Regions from separate parts of the Homo sapiens genome. Here region 2 is linked to region 1. Evidence: chromatin loops called from intact Hi-C (ENCODE). Cell type or tissue: dorsolateral prefrontal cortex. All regions are shown on one strand. Links, peaks and the distances in the headings refer to the core of each region. The heading gives the core; the rest is flanking DNA. Region 1 overlaps LOC105376289 (a long non-coding RNA gene). Region 2 overlaps IER5L-AS1 (IER5L antisense RNA 1).

The links. Peaks named below come from ENCODE experiments on the same cell type or tissue, not always from the same donor. Only the 100,000 strongest peaks of a DNase experiment are listed, where the experiment ranks them.
Region 2: it touches region 1 in a loop (2.1-fold over the local background); 17 of 110 quality-filtered maps call a loop at or near these places.

The regions. Positions count from the first base shown.
Region 1 is chr9:129,201,339-129,204,235 of GRCh38, reverse strand. The region is part of intron 1 of LOC105376289 (a long non-coding RNA gene); the gene reads right to left. Among named protein-coding and RNA genes, the nearest start is that of IER5L, 25 kb to the right of the region's middle. RefSeq lists a silencer at 989-1,398 and an enhancer at 1,152-1,446. In dorsolateral prefrontal cortex, for the core only: a CTCF peak has its summit at 1,252; a DNase peak (open chromatin) is centred at 1,295; H3K4me3 peaks cover 1,051 bases; H3K27ac peaks cover 2,086 bases.
Region 2 is chr9:129,252,543-129,255,439 of GRCh38, reverse strand. All of the region lies in intron 2 of IER5L-AS1 (IER5L antisense RNA 1), which reads right to left. Among named protein-coding and RNA genes, the nearest start is that of IER5L-AS1, 18 kb to the right of the region's middle. RefSeq lists an enhancer at 1,786-2,641. In dorsolateral prefrontal cortex, for the core only: no CTCF peak of the experiment used is centred there; DNase peaks (open chromatin) are centred at 1,369 and 2,169; H3K4me3 peaks cover 1,107 bases; H3K27ac peaks cover 2,500 bases.

The sequences.
Region 1 (2,897 bases), core at 135-2,634:
CCCCCAGGATCTCACGGCCATCACCGCTAGCGCAGCCAACCCAGTTAAGGTTCACTTTTCAATAGCAGAGCCCCAGGCAACTTGCTGGGCCCGCAGACCCCAACATCTGGCACAAATCCTTCCTGCTCCTGCCACATCTGGAATGGGGGAGGGTGTGAAAATGACCCTCCCCTATTTTTCATGGCGGGCTCCTGACAGCTAGAGGCCGGGGAGGAAAAGATTTTTCTTGGACCTCACAGAAGCTCACTCAGCAAAAATCTGTGAGGGTCTCAGTTTCCCCCTCCAAGCAGCAGGGATGTTGCTCCTCCCCATATATCCCATACTCCCTCCTCAAACCCCTTGCTTCTGGGATTTGAGGGGGCATTGTGCCCCCTGAGGATGGCATTGTGCCAGCTCTTGCTGCAGCCCTGCCCTGGGAAGTCTCCTTCCCCTTCCCCTAAGGACACGCCGGGGCCTGAGAAGCAGGACCCCCAGGCTGGTTCCAGGCTCTGCCACTGAACCCTGGTCACGTTCCGCCTGGCCACTCTGCCCGAGAACCCGGCACGCATACTGGATTTGGGGATCAGAAACACTCTTCGCCAGGTGCTTCCCACGGGCCCTACTCACCTCTCCACCCCTCCCAGCGGCCCCTCCCCAGCCGTTCTCTGCCTGCCAGCCTCCCAGGCCTTCTTTTGCTTCCCCTAAAGCCTCGAAGCCCTCCTTCATGCTGTTCCCTCTGACTGGAACACCCTTCCCTGCTCCTGCCCTGGCCAACCCAGGCCTAGTCTGAATGTCACCGGCCCCTGGAAGCCTTGCCCATACCCCAGGTCCGTCAGGCCCCTGTGCCACCCTCCTCCTCTCCGGTGGGGTCATCTGGTGTGTCACTCAAGACTGAATGTCGGTGATCCCCTCCCCCGCCCACCCCGACTTTAAGCGCTGTCCCCAAAGGGCCAGACACACACTCGACAATCAAGGTGTGGCTAACGGAGACCGAAAAGGTTCCAGCGAGATCAAGCGTTTTAAAGCGCCCGGGGTGATGTTTGAGAGAGGAGGGTGGGGGAGTCAAGGGTGGGGCAGGATCCCAGCCCCGCCCCTTAAAGGGTCCCGGGAGTACGCGACAGAACTGTCCTGGGGTCCCCGGCGCAGTAGGATTAATTCAAAAGGCCTGCGGAGGGTGGAGGTCCCCCAGGGGAGGGGTCCTAGGGCCCCGTGAGCCGCGCGGGCGCCGGGCTGCTCCGCGAACGTCCGCGCCAGCGGCTGCCCGGGGGACAGGGCCTGAACTACAACTCCCATGATGCTGTGCGGCATGGCGGGCCCGGGCGGGGCGGGCGCTGGTGGCTCCGCCCCTCGCGGCCTTCTGGGGACTGTAGTTCTACCCGGAGGGGCGCGGCCTGGGTTTTGGGGCGTCTGGGCATTCTTATCGTCTCGGGGAAAGGGGAGCCTCTGCGGCCCGCGAGGAGGAAGGGACTGAGGGCGCTGACTGCCTGCAGGGCGGTCGGTGGCTCCCTTCTCTCCAGCAGCAGCCTCTCCCAGCATCATTTCCCAACAATACCAGCTGCTACAGTATTTAGTGAGCACCTACTATGCGCTAGGCCCTGTGCTGATCTCTTAAAGGACAAAGACAGAGACAGGCATGGTTCTTTGCTGAGCACACAGCCCAGGCAGGGAGACAGGCCAGGGATGTTTAATCACACAAATACATAATTACCTGTGATGGGTCCAAAACAACAGGGGCCACAAGGACGGGGACTTTTGGAACCAAGGACAGACACACAGAGTTAGACCACGGAATGGAATCTTTAGAATTTGAAGGGTGAATTTTATGGGTGGGTTGGGAAAATTCAGAACTAGCCCTGCCAACCCCTTCATTATACCGATGAGGAAATTGGCCCAGAGGCCAGGCGTGGTGGCTCGTGCCTATAATCCCAGCAGTTTGGGAAGTCGAGGTGGGTGGATCACTTGAGGCCAGGAGTTCGAGACCAGCCTGGCCAACATGGTGAAACCCTGTCTCTGCTAAAAATACAAAAATTAGGGAGGCATGGCGGTGCGCACCTGTAGTCACAGCTACTTGGGAGACTAAGACAGGAGAATCGCTTGCCCCAAGGGGGCGGAGGTTGCAGTGAGCCGAGATCATGCCACTGCACTCCAGCCTTGACGACAGAGCGAGACTCTGTCTCAAAAAAAAAAAAAGAAAAAAAAAAATTGTCCCAGAGACAGGAAGGGACTTTCCCGAAGTCACAAGCAGATCAGAGGAAGTTGGTCCAAGGAGGCCCACCCAGATGTTAAACTCCCAAGGACAGGGCCCCGGGTCTTACATGTCTTCTTGGCCCCCTCCCACCCCACCCCACCCCCCATACATGTCTCCCACCCAGCCCTGCATGGTTAGTGTGAGGAACAGCTCCACGGGCAAAGACAGCGAATGCCCTATGTCTGCCCTCAGTGAAAACACAGGGCTCGGGGCCTCGAAAATTGCACACTCCCTTGATGTGGCAGGAAAACAAGATTGACCGCATAGGGCCTCCAAGACCCTTGAATCATCCCTAAGAGAGTGGCCCTTCTACCCTGAGCAGGCAGGCAGAGATGCCCAGTGCGGGCTGAGCATGGAGCCCTTCTTCCAGAGTCTGCAGGGCGAGCACAGTCCTCATTCAAGCAAGGGAGCTTGCGTCTCTGCCTGTTCCCCATCAGTGAAAAATACACCCACCTCATGCCATCGTTCTAGCAGAAAAACCAAAGATGATGGATGTGTAGGGCATTTTCCAAGCAGAAGAGGTGCCAGTGTGAGTCACTATCCGCTGCATGCCCTGATGCGACGCCATGGGACAGCCAGAAGCCATCTGTGGCCTGCTGCTGGGTGCCAACCAGGGGACAGGCTGCCAGGGCTGGAGGTGTGCAATCCAGGAAGGAGAGGGGCTGCAAGC
Region 2 (2,897 bases), core at 197-2,696, 51 kb before region 1:
TTCATTCCACCCAGCTTAGCCCGGGTGACTCCAGTGCTTTGTTTTCTTTCTGTTTTTCCCAGAGTCCCTCCAAAAACAACAGCACAGAGCTCACCCAGCAAGTGTGCATCTCAGCCTCTCCCATCCTGCCCCAGTCCTGTCCCCTCAGTCGCCCCCTGAAAGATCCTGACCAGACTGGGAAAAAGGGGGTACGTGGGGGAAAGCCCAACGGGCAAGGTGAGGATGCTCTCTCATGAGGCGCAGGTGAGCAGGCAACATTTCTGTGACTTGCTCTTGTCAGAGTACAAAGATCCCACTGTCTCCATGGGCAATGGGGAGCCATGGGAGGGTTCAGAGCCAGAGACTGGAGCAGGCAGATTCGTGAGTGCCTTGAGAGCAGGGCCCTGGATGTTTTGTGGGTGACCCCCACCCCCATCAGCACCTATAAGATTCTGCTTAAATATGTGATGAGTAAAGAGGTCAGTGGTGAATGAATGAATTCCTTTTTTATTTATTTATTTTTTTTTTTTTGAGAAAGAGTCTCGCTCTGTTGCCCAGGCTGGAGTGCAATGGCGTGATCTCAGCTCACTCACTGCAGCCTTGACCTCCCTGTGGCTCAAGCAATCCTCCCACCTCAGCCTCCCAAGTAGCTAAGACTATAGGTGCATGCCACCACACCCAGCTAATTTTTTTTATTTTTGGAGTGATGAGAGGATCTCACTATGTTGCCCAGACTGGTCTCGAACTCCTGGACTCAAGGAGTCCACCCGCCTCAGCCTCCCAAAGTGCTGGGATTGACAGGTGTGAAGCCACTGCACCCAGCCATGAATGAGTTTTGAACTCCATGAGCATTCTGGATTTTCGTGCAGGGCTCAAAGACCCCAGAACACTTGCAGCCTCACCATCGCTTCTCTAAGTCCTTGTTCCTCATTTTTGTGCCAGCCAGGGATCTTCCAACAGTGACCTCCAAGCTGGTAAGGGATGGGGGACCCAGGCTCCCCGATCCGCACAGTGGAGCTTCTGGACTGTCTCCATCAATCTGCTGGGAATGGCCCATGGTCCCCTGGGCAAGACCCATGGTGCACGGGAAACCTCCTAGCGCTTTGGCTCTGGCTGTCATTCTGGTTTCCAGCAACATATAAAAATAGCTTCAAGGACACACAGGGGCCGGGAGGGGGAGACCTGGCCCCCGGCTTCCAGGAGAGCTGGCTACACACGACTCCTATCTCTCTCCCTCTCCAAGGCCCCCTGCCGCCCTCTGACTCTGGCTTTGAACCCTGGTCTGTATTTCCCCATGGACCACGGGCCTAAACCCGCAGAGCTCCTCCGCCAGCAGTTCCATCACCAAGACAAGCAGACGCAGAAGTCGCGGGGGAGGCGGCTGAAATTTCTCCCACAGCCAGCGCTGAGCATGAGTCCTGCAGGGCCCCGGTGCATGATGGAAGGACGGAGGCTGCGGTCCAGGGCTGAGCCCGCGAGGCTGTGGATAACCAGGGAGCCAGCCGGGAGGGGAGGGGCCGCCCAGCTGCAAGGGGCTTGCAAGGCTCTGCCAGGTCTTCTGCGTTTCCATCCCCCTAAACAACGGTGAGGCTAGTGTGTGCCCCAAACCACCTTCCAGGGCCCTGCAGAGCCAGCCCAGGGGCTGGGAGAGACCTCAACAGCAGGAGCAGCCCCCAGCCAGGGCGGAAGGCGAGGAAGGGGGAGGGGAAGCCCAATGACCTCGGGCACCTGGTGAGCGCAGACTGTGCCAGGTGCTGTGCCCCCATCTTCTCCATGAAGGAGCTGTCAAGATTCGTCCCCATCACACAGATGAGCAGAGCGAGGCTCAGAGTGGGGTGACTGACCACACAGCACGTAGGGCACACAGCTAGCCGGGTAGAGCCAGGATTTCAACCCCGGGGGCTCAGGAGCCTGTGCATGAAAGGCAGGGGCTCAGGGTAAACGCTAAAGGCTGGGGCCCCTTTTTTAACACGCTTCCCAAAAGCCCCAAAATAGACCCGCTTTCCTGATGAAGGTCTCCTCCCATCAGCTCCACAAATACCCACGTTCCCAGGCCGAGCCCAGGGCGGGGCCGCAGGAGTCAGCGCCCAGCGGGACCTATTTCTGGCTGCCACCCGGCCCGGCCACAAGCAGCCTTCTGTGGTGGCCTCAGCCACAGCCCACAGCTGAGGCACAGGCCTGGCCCAGCCTCCAAAGGCCCCTTTGTCCAGCTGCCTGGGCTGCTGAGCCTGGCTCCTGGACATCCGGAGTAGGGGGGCAGAGGGTGACCTGGGGCAGAGGTGGAGGGCTCGGCATGGACTGAGGCCCTGTGTGATGGCCGCGGCCAGCTCAAAGGACATTCCAGTGTCCTGTACCCTTGCAAGAGGAAAACAGTTTTCACCTCGGGACGGGCCTCAGCTGGCCTCAGAGAGGTGAACTCACCCTCCCCAGCTCACACACACTCACACTCACACACACACACACACACACACGTCAACTGCTGGGTGCAGCCACCATGTCCACAGGGACACGAGGAGGTGAGAGCCAGGGATCAGCATCCAGTAGGCTGGGATTCTCATCCCGGCTTCTCCGTGGGATCATCTGATACCCATGGCATCATCTAATTTCCCAGATATTCTCATCAGGGTCATTTCCCAGGTGATTTGTTCAAGTTAGGATCCAGGTAATATCTCCACGTGGCATATGGTTGCTATGTCCTATTGCTTTTTAAAAAGTTTTTCATTTCATGCCATCGATTTATTGAAGAAACGGGGCCAGTGTCCTACAAGTGTCCACAACCTGGATTGGTCTATTTGCTTCCTCATCGTGTCATTTTTTTTTTTTTTTTTTGAGACAGTCTTACTCTGTCACCCAGGCTACAATGCAGCGATGCAATTTGTAATTTTGGCTCACTGCAACCTCCACTTCCTGGGTTCAAG